Regions from separate parts of the Homo sapiens genome. Here region 1 is linked to region 2. A link is an interaction called in ENCODE POLR2A ChIA-PET data of the cell type or tissue named here. Cell type or tissue: HepG2. All regions are shown on one strand. Links, peaks and the distances in the headings refer to the core of each region. The heading gives the core; the rest is flanking DNA.

Region 1 (6,691 bases), core at 1,216-6,215, 51 kb before region 2:
CTTTTTTCTTAGTAAAATGTAGCTTTATACATTAATTCATCAAACATATATTAAGCCCTTATTAAAATATATTCAAAACACTGTTCTAGGAACAAGGGATGCAGCAATAAACCGAGCAAATCCCTGTTCTCATGGTCTAGAGCCTTCTGTTGGAAAGATAAAGTAAGAAAATATCAGATAAGTGCTATACAGAGAATTAAAAATAGTAGAATAACCCTCAATATTTACCAAAAGGAACTAAAAACTTACATCATACAAAAACCTGCACATGGATGTTTACAGCAGCTCTATTCAGAATTGCCAAAACTTGGAAACAACCAAGATGTCTTTCAGTAGGCAAATGATAAATAAATTGTGGTACATCCAGTTGATGGTATTAGCGTTAGCATTCAGCATTAAAAAGAAATGAGCTATCAAGTCATGAAAAGACATGAAGGAACCTTAAATGCATGTCACTGAGTGAAAAAAAAAAAGCTGATCTGAACAAGTTACATACTACATGATGCCAACTCTATGACATTCTGGAAAGGGCAAAACAATGGAGATGGTTAAAAACCCAGTGGTTGCCAAGGGTTGGTAGGTGGGGGAGGGATGAATAGGCAGAGCACAGAGGATTCTCAGGGCAGTGAAAACACTCTATGTAATACCATAAAGGTGGATACTTTATCATTATACATTTGTGCAAACCTATAGAATATACAACATCAGGAGTGAACCCTAATGTAAACTACAGATTTTCGATGATGATGATGTGTCAATGTTAGTTCATCAATTGTTAAAAAAAAAAAAAAAAAAAGTTCACTAAATTGTGATATTCCTGGTGGGGGATGTGGATACTGGGGGAGGCTATGCTGACCACACACACACTACCCTCTCCCTCTCAATCTCAACAATTTTACCCCAAATGTAGTGCTAGATGTACTTCTACAAGTGTCCCTTAATTCAGAAATGAGAAGAGCTAGGAGAAAACAGCTTCATTGATAAATAACTGTTTACATAATAAAGAAAAACTGTATCATTTTAAATGCCATTTCTAACAATTTACCATACTTCTGACACTGTAGATTATATTAATATTATGCTGTCTACTCTGGGCCTCTTGAAATCACCCAAAACCCCAGCACATGTAATGAATACAAAAAGCTTTCCAGAGACACATGACTTTAAAATTTACCTAGCAGAAAGGAAAGCAATTCTCATTCCATGACCACCCTATCCCTTCAAAAACAACTAAAAGAGAAGTTTGCTGGCCACACAGTAATTATGGGTCTTCCCTGGAAGTACATTATGACACAGTAACTTGTCAAATATCCTGATGACTGTGCCACAGTATCCCAATTCTTTCCTTAAAACCAAATGGCCACTATGTATTACATAAGACCCCTTCTCTTTGAACAAATTTTTTAATAGCCAAGCAAAGGCATGCTTCCAAAACTTATGATGATTTGAGTTTTTCAAGGTATATGTCTAACTGAAGAAATCCTTAAGTTACAGCAACCCCTTAAGTTATCTCATTCCTGACAAGATAGACACAGATCCGCATTTTGTTTTTTTAACTGGTTATACCCTCCTTCCAAACTATACAACTCCAAACCTTTTGACCACATAATGAAAGCACACATAACTACCAAGTCAATAAAAACATCTTCCCAACAATCACAGAAACTAACGCATTCCCATTGAAGTCCCACATGCTAAATTAGGTTGAGCACAGTTACTAAAAATGGATTATTCTTGTCACAGAGAACATCAAGAATTTTCTACTTTTCTGCATAAGAGATTAGAGGGTTTTTTTTTTTTAGCTTAAAGGCAGAGAAGAAGAAAAAATTAAAGAATTTCATCTGATCATTGCAAAAAAAAAATCTAGCTCAGTACATACTGTCCCAAAGACATCTAAGATGTTAGTTTTCAACTGTTTAATTAAAGACTCAACACAGAGCAAGTAAAAAACCAAAAGATTCTAAACAGCTACTTAATTTTTAGGATAAACTAGAGAATAAATTTTTCATTTTCAAATCTAAAATTTTAAACCATTAAAAATATCAACCTTCAAAACAGTTCCAACCTGTGCAACATGGCAAAACCTTGTCTCTACAAAAATATACAAAAATTAGCCAGGCATGGTGGCACACACCTGTAGTCCCAACTACTCGGGGGCCTGAGGTAGGAGGATCACCTGAGCCCAGGAAGGCTGAGGCTGCAGCGAGCTGTGATCGTGCTACTGCACTCAAGCCTGGGCAACAGATGAAACCCTGACAAAAAAAAAAAAAAAAAAAATCCTCCTTATGGTGGACAGTTTGAACCTATATTGATTATAGGTTGCATACATGATCAAGTCAGCAGTCTACTGAAATATATTTTCCTTTATTTTGCCTTAAAGGTGCCTACCGATGCAAGGCAACACTGGAATCCAACAAGATAAGTAGGACATCCCTACCTATCTAACCACCTACATGGCCATCACCAGTCATTCTCCTAGCCTTGCGAGCACCTCTTAACAGGGGAAGAAGCATTTTTACCCCCAACTACTTCTCTGCGGGTCACAGATATATACAACATATCTGACTGGGACAGTTTACTATTTAAAAAACTCTACATTTGAGGATAAGTTGAGTAGATTTCATTAAATTCATTTTATAAATTTATAAACAGAACTATAAGCTATAAACTTAACCACAAACTATAAGTAATATGCATGTTAATGCTTTACATTTAAACTTGAACCTTAGAAAAACTGTTTTTAGATCAGAATTAGATGGCGATATATTCACTGAATAACTCTGGAAACCACTATTTGGCAATACGTTTAAATCTCACAACACTGCAAGCTAGGTTTTGTTATTCCCACCTTATAAATGGGAAAGTGAGATAGTACAAATTGGAAGGTCACAGCTGGGACTCGAATTCAGGCCTATCTACTATCTACTCCTTGCTCTTATTTCAAGATTAAAACAATAGTTAGTGTGTAACTGGTTCATAGGTATTTAAAGGCGCCAAAAAGACAAACTCCCAACTTGTGAAGTTCTACTCTCTAACACTAACAAAAATAGTCTATACAATTTGAGTAAAATTAGCTACTTACTACCCACCTTATCGAGGAAAGATATGTATCTGCCTCCATAATATCAAAAGAAGCTGCCCGCCTGAAATGTGATCGGTGACTAAATAAACTTGAGAAATCTAACACATTCTGTGTATTTAAATAAAGGGTGATGTTGTGATGAAGAATACAAACAAAAGTATGGCCATCTAAATGACTTTTAGAAACAGAAAATCTAAAGAATGAGAATTGTTCAATATTTATTTAGCATTGTCCTTGGGGCAAGATCCAGCCAGCAAACATGAATGTTTCACTCTGTTTCACAGGAGATAGAGTAAATACTGCAGCTCCCCCTAAGGCAGCATTCCTTTAGCCCAGAGGATATGTTCTTAAAAATAAAATCAGCACTATACATGGTCATCCTCATGATTAGAGCAACACATATCATCACCTAGCCAACCTGTCAATCTCAGTTCTAACAGCTTTCAGTTGATCAGTTTAATCCCACAACAGTCCTTTGAGGTAGGTGTCTATTATAATCCTCATTTGACAAATGAGGAAACTGAGGCAGGGAGCACTTAAATAACTTGCCTAAGATCACACAGCTTGTCAGGAGGCTGAGCCAGGCAGTCTCTTAAACTCTCACAGCCAAGTCCTCACAGCGATGCAGCTACACACACTGGCAATCCTTACAGGTTCTTGAAATCCCTTGAAGCCAAGAATTGCCTCTAGCTATCCACAACTGTGGGTCAGTCCCTTCAGACTGCAGTGATATTTATGAGGCCTCTTATCATATCCAGGGCTTTCTGCCATTTTCTGCTTTTCTTTGTTATTTATTTTCTTGATTGTCCCTTGAACTGCTATAAAGCTCACATTTTAATGCCAGCACCGTAGTCTTCCTTTGTTTCTTGGGGCAAGTTCACACACCTATGGTCAACTATCCTGCACCAAAACTGCTCCTTTGGAACACAAGATATATGTTGGAAAGAGCAGCCACAGAAAGCAACATGATTTGCAGAACCTACTCAACCTGGAGTCGTTTGGCAGCACTCTCAATGGCTGATCTCATCAGGGTTCTCCAATGAGAAACGTTTTCTCTTTGGCCAGAACATTCAGTACCGTGTATTTAGTACAGGGTGCCACAACATCTCTCTGTGGCTGACAACATTCTTTAGCTTTCTGGACGAGAAGGAAAAACATTAACCTTTCGACTTGTCTTAACTATAGGTGATAAGTTAAAAGAGGGCTTTGTTATATTACTTGCTGTACTATTCTCTATGATTCCAATATTTCATAATTTAAACCCTTTTTACAAAGCAATTTCCAACACTTGATTTAGATAGCACATCTGACTTGAAAGAAAACTTGTTTTCAGACTTGCAAGGCTAAGAATTTGAGTGAAGGTCTGTAGGGGCACAACAAAGGGAAGCCACCAGTTGTGACCCATTTAATCAGCCACTAGCCTGACCATTTCTTTACTACATTGGGATGAAACAAAGAAATTATCATTTTAAAAATAAGAAGGCTTTCCACAAGACAAGCAATGCTCTACTTTGTTCTACATGTTTACTTATGGCTTCAATGACAGCATAGATATCATTATCAAATTTACCAATGGTAGAAGCAAAGTTGGAAGGGTCAGTCAGGATGAATCAAGTCTCAGAAAGACCTCAACAGGACCAACACTAACAAGACGAACTTCACCAACTAACAATGAAAATGCTGTACTTAAGTTAAAGAAAACTCAGCAGCACAACACAGGATGCAAGAGGACCAGATAAATAGCATTGACGTGGAAAGGACCTAGAGATTTCAGACAGCAGTAAGCTCAGGATGGGGCAGCAGTTTGATACAGTCACCCAAAATGAACTCAGACTACCTGAGACTGAAGGACAGTAGGCAGAACAGGGAAGGTGATGACCCCATGGTCCTCTGCATTGGCCATGGCCTGCTGAGGGATTCTGTTCAATTAGAGGCACTGCATTTTAACTGGATGTTGAGGGCCACACTATGAGAAGAAAGGCTTTTGAAATCAGGGATTTATTCTGGCAAAGAGGACACTTAACGAGAGGATATGACAGCTGTTCTCAAAGTCTTAAAGGATGATATCCAAGAAAAAACAGAGTTACTACACAATGTCTCAGGGGGACAGAACCAAGAGCAAGTGGAGAGAATTACCAGAGGCAGATTTTAGGCCACAGTTAAAAATTATTTTATAGCAAGTAGAACTGTCCAAATATGGACTCTCTTCCTTATCCAGGAAAGTGGGTTCTTGTCACCATTAGAAGAGCTTAAGGAGAGTAGATGACCATCTATTCCTGTCATTAGAGGGAATTGCTACACATAAGATTCCATGATAAAAATCATTCAAACTTACAGTGGATATGTATATTCAGAGAATCACAAAAGCACAAAGTGAAAGTGGTCACAAAAGATTATTTCACTCACCCCCTCAGGTCTAAGCAAGGAGACAAACTCCCCAAGAAGATCACTTTTAAAATGTTTCTTTATATGTTTCTAAGAAGAAACTTGCCCATCTTCTTAGTATTCCCACAGTTCTGGCTTTTCAGAAAGTTCTTCCTGATGCCTAATCTGAATTTCACCGGCTCCAATTATACCAATTCACATGGATACCAAAATGGACTTTGTAATGATCATGACAGGAAGAAAACTGACATGAGGACAGGTAATGAAGAAAAATATTTGCAGAGGAAAAATATTAAGCAAAGAATTTTAAAAGCTTCCAATCTCTAAATGCCAATGTCATTCAGAACAGTTATAAAAACCATTAGAAATCTGGTTTACATACTTTCTTTTCTGAGTACAAACACTGACCTCCTTGTATAAAAGCTCTGCTTTTATTTTCAGACCCAGCTTTCTATCTCTGCAGAAAGAACAAGACAAAAACTTAATGTGTTTAGATTACGACCACTCAACACTGAAGGGAAACTACAGTTGGGCAGCGGGAAAAAAAGATAGTTTTAAAAGGCTGGTGACAACATTAAGTGCTTAAACATGCCTCGTTCACATAAAAGGTACCAAAGTACAAATTAAATAAAACATGTTCTCTCATTTCCACTAACTGTCTGGGATATGTTGCCAAAATACAAAGTCACCCTGAAACGCTATTCAGCATAGAATTCTGGATGGCCTTATTCCTAGCAACTTACACTGTGCTTAGTAAGTTCATCGTATACTGTATTGATACACTTTTGCACCGAACTAATTTACCTATTTGTGGGCCAATCAATTTTCTGTTAAAACTCCCTATATCTTAGTTAGCTGGATAGCATATTTTAGATTCTCTTTAAATGCTTCCCTAGCAAAAATAAAACCAAAGCTAAGCTCTAAATCAACTCTTTGAAAATAAATTATTTTTTTGTAACTGCTACAGCTTGGTTTTAGATAAAACATGTCAGTAAACAAGACAGCAAACTGGTATCTATGTAACTTGAATTTTGTTTGCAGTTTGGCTAGTCATACCTGGCAGACAGGGAGTGCAGTGCCCAGAAGTTCCAAAGGACTTCCTTGTCATTTTGAAGACTGAACCCTACTCTGTTCTGGGCTGGCAGTGAGCTTTTCACTGAGGGGTATTTGTGCACACACAGGCACACATATGCACACACACTTTCTCCCCTGGTTTAAACTTTT
Region 2 (6,691 bases), core at 383-5,382:
CACAAAATTTGCTTAACTTGATGATAAAATTAGAAGATCCTTATGTATTTTTGTACATAATCCCAGTACTTTGGGATTTCCACTTAATAGCCAAAAAAAAAAAAAAAAATGCATTACTATAGGAAATGTGGAAGCTAAAAAAAAATAGCTGAAAGAATACAGAGAAATAAAGCAGCAAACTAAAATGCATTCCTTGGCCAGGCTTGGTGGTTCATGTCTGTAATCCCAGCACTTTGAGAGGTCGAGGCAGGTGGATCGCTTGAGCCCAGGAGTTTGAGACCAGCCTGGGCAACATGGCAAAACTCCATCTCTAAAGAAAAAAAAAGATAAAAGGAATTTCTTTATGAGTAAAACTATTGAAGACTGTTGAATATTTTAAGAAACAAGTCTATTAGAGCAAATTTAATTGTGCAAGAAGTTTGCTGTACACTTAGAAAAAAGTACAGATGTTTTTCACAACTCAACTTGTGGTATTTGCTAGATTTTATCTGATAAAATATACTCAAAATTTTTTTTTAATTTTTATTTTTTACTTCAATAGGTTTTTGGAGAAACAGGTGGTGTCTCGTTACATAGATAAGTTCTTTAGTGGTGATTTCTGAGATTTGGGTACACCTATCACCCGAGCAGTGTACACTGTACCCAATGTGTCGTCTTTTATCCCTCACTCCCCTCCCATCCAAAACCCATCATTTTAAGTGAGAATATGGAGACATATTCTGAAGAGTGAATCCCTTTTTTTTTTTTTTTTTTTTTTTTTTTTGAGATGGAGTCTTACTCTCTTGCCCAGGCTGGAATACAGTGGCTCAATCTCAGCTCACTGCAAGCTCTGCCTCCCAGGTTCAAGAAATTCTCCTACCTCAGCCTCCTGAGTAGCTGGGACTACAGATGCCCACCACCACGCCCAGCTAATTTTTGTATTATTAGTACAGATGGGGTTTCACCATGTTGACCAGGCTGGTCTTGAACTCCTGACCTCAGGTGATCCACACACTTCAGCCTCCCAAAGGGCTGGGATTACAGGTGTGAGCCATGGTGCCCAGCTGTGAATTATTTTTTTAATAAAAAATAGTGTTCTATCGAAAACTGTTCAAGTACAACCACTGGTAAGGCAGCTGCTCTTATAAGAAGTTTTAAAAACACCACACACAAGACTCATTCACTTTGTCATTCATGAGCAAGGTTCTGCAACAAAGAACTTGAAGCCAAAAGCACAAAATATTCTATGGGACATTAATCAATCAACATGGTTAATTTTGTGGAAATAAGAACTCCAATGTGGTCAAATCTTTGCAATTTATGTAATGAGATGCGAAGTAACCATAAAAATCTATACTACATTGAGACGTGCTGGTTATATTGTGGCAAAGTACTTTAAAAAGTTGTCAAACTTAAACATGTACTACATAATTTTCTCTTACAAAAATAGAAGTGCTATAAACCTACTGGTTTTTCAATTAGCCTGTTCCTTCAAGAAAAAAGTAATACTTTCTTTTTCTTTTTTTGACCTGCCATTTCAGAAAAAAAAGTGATATTTTAATAAGTGAAAGAGAAAATGTATTTCAAAAGAAACAGATTACAGATATAGATAGTACATGCCATAGTAAGAACTTTTTTTTTTTTTTTTTTTTGAGACAGAGTCTCGCTCTGTGGCCCAGGCTGGAGTGCAGTGGCGTGATCTCAGCTCACTGCAAACTTTGCCTCCTGGATTCAAATGATTCTCCTGCCTCAGCCTCCCAAATGGCTGGGATTACAGGTGTGTGTCACCACACCCAGCTAATTTTTGTATTTTTAGTAGAGTCAGGATTTTGCCATGTTGGCCAGGCTGGTCTCGAACTCCTGACCTCAGGTGATCTGCCTGCCTTGGCCTCCCAAAGTGCCGGGATTACAGGCATGAGCCACCATGCCCAGCCAGTAACAACATTTTGAAAGAGTATCTGTCCATGTTTCCATTGCTTTTGTTGCAAAAAAATCATTTAAAGTTTGCTACCTACAAAAGCTCTCACATGGCATTCTGTAAATTTTTGGAGAAAGAGATTTCTAACTTTTTTTATTTAATCTTCCAAAGAGAACATGTCATGGAGTTTGAGATCAGCCTGGGCAACATAGCAAGACCCTATCTCTACAAAAATAATTTTGAAATTAACCGGGCACGGTGGTGCATGCCTGTAGTCCTAGCTACTCAGGAGGCTGAGGCAGGAGGATCTCCCAAACCCAGGAGTTGTAGGCTACAGTGAGGTATGATCGTGCCACTGCACCACTGCCCTTCAGTCTGAGCAACAGAGCCAGACCCTGTCCCTAGTCAAAATATATATACATTGTTACAGTAATATGATTTATAAATGACTATAAATAAATACATTAAATAGGGTACATGCTAACTCCCCCCCTTTTTTTTTTAACTTGATAAGGGTACATTTTGAAGATCTGCACCTAAAAAGTGAGCCTTTTTCCCTAGTTGTCAAGCTATAAGTATTTTTCACAGTATTTTTCCTTCAGGCTTTGTAGAATTAGGCATAGCCTGTGGCGTGTGGCAAGCTCACGGGAGCCCATGTAGTTATGTATTTACACAGTGAGAAGGCAGGCTACAGTGGACTACAGTCCAAAGTCCAGAATCACACAGCTTCACGAAGGACCCAGATGCCAACGCTTTGCACTTTTCAGTCAAGAAGAAACCAGCTGTATCAAAGGCCTCCCTCAAATTTGGATTATACTATGATCTCAGCAAAAGGTGAAATGTCAAGGGCTAGACAATGTTATTTACATTTCACTTTATAGCCAATAACTTGTATTTCATTATTCATTACTCTACCATTTGCCATTTTTCAGTACAGAAATTTAAAAACCATTTGAACAGCAATTAATTTTGTTTTTCAGAGCAACCACTTTTCACTCCTTGAAAAAAAATAAAGTCACCACAGTACTCACCCTCAGTCCTAATCCTTCTAAAAGCCCTATAGAATTTCATAGACTAATTGTAGAAAAAAATATGCTGGAGCAAATATATACTCAATAAAACCAGGAAACTTCAAACTGAAATATATTTTAAAATTTTATATTCTCATTTGGATTTTCCCCAAGTTAATTCCTCTTTCACAGTAGAGCACTGAGTTCCATGCTCACTTGCAGAGCCACATGGCTAAACCATGCTGTGCCTCCTTTCACACCAAGTTTGATAATAAAACAAATTTGTATTTGCTAGGCAAGTTACAACTGCTTAAGTCCTTGATGTGCTGTCACTTTTCACTATATAAATGCCACCCTCTATATTTCATTCTATCTGTGAAAGTTTGAGTTCTTCATCTGCAATTACCAAGTTTTTCATAGTCAAGTACTTAAAAAAATTGTACCACATTTTCCAGAAATGTTTCTTGGGACATAAAAAAACCAAAGTATTTCCAAACATTTGCTGGCAGACACCAGGGGATGACTTGGGGCCTTAGTACACAGCCAGAATTTTTAAGTTTGTTCCCCAAATGGGGGAAGCTCTTATAAAAAGAACATCAAGATACAGTATTATAGACTTACGGGGAATACATAATATCCAAATATCTTTTATTGTTTGTTAACTCTAAAAAAAAGTATTAGACTATTTTAAACAGGCTAAAAATGTTTTTAATAAAAGAGGAAAGTAAATATAACATTTACATGGAAAAATATCAATTCTTGACTTTATGAAATTCTGAATTTTTCACATTTTTCATCTAAATAAAATATTCTAAGGCAGAATGACTATAAAACCTATCACTTTAATTTTGTCTTTGAATATGTCGATAAACATTGGTTTGTGTGCCTTTTACAAAACTAATTAACAGGTAATACTCAGGCACCTTGCTCAATATTCCGCAATTATCATCTCAGATGATCCTCATAGCAGCCTTGAAAGGAATATATGGGAAGTCCTTGTTACTTAACGATTCCTTTCCAAGTCCCTGCCATTACAAGGTTATATGAAGAAGCCAATGCTATCTACAGATAAAAATACTCAAAAAATGAACTGAACGCTTATATTAGAAAATAAAGCTTACGCAAGCAACTGCCTCCCCGATCATTCTCTATTCCCCTCCACTCCACTCAATGCTGGCATCTATTCTCTAATCATTCCATATTTAGAGAGAACAGATTTTGTGTATACTGTTTGTTTGCATTGGTCTTGGTGTTGTTACTGAATGGTGTAAATAAAAGACAAATCAACTTACAATACATTTAGAACATTTTTTAAAGCATGGCATTTTTAATAAAGAATAGTATCATGAGAACTGCTGAAATTATATATGAAGCTATCGTTCGATGAGAATTTTACTTGATAAGCTTGCCACACACCATAGGCCATGCCTAATTCTACAAAGCCTGAAGGAAAACTACTGGGAAAAATACTTAGAGCTTGCCAACTAGGGAAAAAGACTCACTTTTTAGAGGCAGATCTTCAAAATGTACCCTTATCAAGTTAAATGAACCCTTGTCAAGTTAAATGAGAATGTGGCAGAGACCCATTAACAACTTAAAAAGAAAATCATGATAAGACAAAGGTCTCAAAGATAACAGTGTCCATATTAAAGAAATAAGAGCACCTTCCCCCTCCTTGAGAAAATGGAAGAAGTTTTTGGGTATTTCTAATAAAAATGACCCTCACAATCATGCTTTGAAAATCAAATGTGAGGCCTGGCATGTTGGTTCATGCCTGTAATCCCAGTACTTTGGGAGTCTGAGGCGGGTGGATCACCTGAGGTCAGGAGTTCGAGACCAGTCTGGCCAACATGGCGAAGCCCCATCTCTACTAAAATAATACAAAAAATTAGCTGGGTGTGGTGGCAGGTGCCTGTAATCCCAGCTACTTGGGAGGCTGAGGCAGGAGAATTGCTTGAACCCAGGAGGCAGAGGTTGCAGTGAGCCAAGATCACACCATTGCACTCCAACCTGGGCAACAAGAGCAAAACTCTGCCTAAAAAAAAAAAAAACATTAGCTGGGTGTGGTGGTGGGGGCCTGTAATCCCAGCTACTCAGGAGGCTGAGGCAGGAGAATCACTTGAACCCAGGAGAAGGAGATTGCAGTGAACCGAGATCGCACCATTGCACTCTGGCCTGGGTGACAAGAGCAAAACTCTGTCTCAAAAAAAAAAAAAAAAAAGAAAAGAAAATCAAATGTGACTGGTAGATTGTATGGTGCGGAGTCAATCAATTTGATCAGAAAATTTCACACCCCCCTCCTTAATTAATCATATACTACACACACAGACACACACACGGTTCACGTTCTATCCATTCCTAGAATTACCACAAAATTGAAAAATATAATTTGCATAAGACTACATAGTTAGAAAATTGCATAAGACTACATAGTTAGAAAATGGTGTTCAAATGCAGCCTGTACCACTAACCATGATCCTATGTTCCTTTTTAGCCAAGGAATTGAAATATAAACTTTATAAATATGCTTATTTTCTTTTTTTTTTTTTTTTTTTTTTGAGACAGAGTCTTGCTCTGTCACCCAGGCTGGAGTGCAGTGGTGCGATCTTGGCTCACTGCAAGCTCCACCTCCTGGGTTCATGCCATTCTCCTGCCTCAGCCTCCCAAGTAGCTGGGACCACAGGCACCCGTCACCACGCCCAGCTAATTTTTTTGTATTTTTAGTAGAGACAGAGTTTCACAGTGTTCGCCAGGTTGGTCTCAATCTCCTGACCTTGTGATCCGCCTGCCTGGGCCTCCCAAAGTGCTGGGATTACAGGCGTGAGCCACCACACCCGGCTGCTTATTTTCATACTTTATTTTCATTTTCACACAATGGAACCTCAGGCAAGTCTTTTTTCCACCACTGCTTCCTATGAAATGTTGGTCTCCATTTTAAGGAGATTCACATTAAGGGACATCCCTGTGACCCACTCAGTAGAAAAAAAACAGTTTCTTCTACTATAATCTCACAACATGCTTCAGCAGGGGGATGGGGAATTTCCTTGCTTGTTGAAGCAAGCAAGCAATTCTGCAGCAGACACAAGCTGGGTGTCCTCCAATTCCCATACTACCTGGAGATAGCATCAGATCCCACAGGTTGAGGACTCAGTCCCACAAGACTGTCCCACATTTCTGATGCCAATGCAAGTCTCAGGTTGTTTCACCTGTGCTCTGACCAACTGACTATAAATCAGGGATCCCACAACCCTCTCCTTGGGTTTGACTAATTTCCTAGTGTGGCTCACAGAACTCAGGGAAACACTTACATGTACTGGTTTATTATAAAGGATATTACGAAGGGTACAGATGAAGAAATGCATAGGGTGAAGCATGTGGAAAAGGGCAAGGAGCTTCCCTACCCTCCCCTGGGTGTGCCACCCTCCAGGAACCTCCACGTGTTCTGCCATCCAGTAGTTCCAAGAACCCAGTCCTTTTAGGTTTTTAAGGAAGCTTCATTACATAAGCATGACTCATTGCATCATTGGCCATTTGTGATCAGTTTAGTCTTCAGCCCCTCTCTTCTCCCCAGAGGTTGGGGGGTGGAGCTGAAAATCCCAATCCTCTAATCTTCCCTTAGTCTTTCCTGTGACCAGTGCCTATCCTGAAACTACCTAGGGGCTGCCAGCCACCAGTCACCTCATTAGCATAAAAAATACATCATTTGGGAGATTCTAAGGAGTTTAGGCATTGTATGCCAGGAAACAGGAGAAAGAATGAAGTCAAAATACCGTGTATGTTTCAC

What was found. Peaks named below come from ENCODE experiments on the same cell type or tissue, not always from the same donor. Only the 100,000 strongest peaks of a DNase experiment are listed, where the experiment ranks them.
Region 1: POLR2A ChIA-PET joins it to region 2 with 7 read pairs; 5 of 35 experiments call an interaction of 5 or more read pairs at or near these places.

The regions. Positions count from the first base shown.
Region 1 is chr5:73,726,121-73,732,811 of GRCh38, reverse strand. All of the region lies in intron 2 of ARHGEF28 (Rho guanine nucleotide exchange factor 28), which reads right to left. Among named protein-coding and RNA genes, the nearest start is that of ARHGEF28, 100 kb to the right of the region's middle. In HepG2, for the core only: a CTCF peak has its summit at 3,395; a DNase peak (open chromatin) is centred at 3,341.
Region 2 is chr5:73,674,507-73,681,197 of GRCh38, reverse strand. All of the region lies in intron 1 of ARHGEF28 (Rho guanine nucleotide exchange factor 28), which reads right to left. Among named protein-coding and RNA genes, the nearest start is that of ARHGEF28, 52 kb to the right of the region's middle. In HepG2, for the core only: no CTCF peak of the experiment used is centred there; a DNase peak (open chromatin) is centred at 2,597; H3K4me3 peaks cover 363 bases.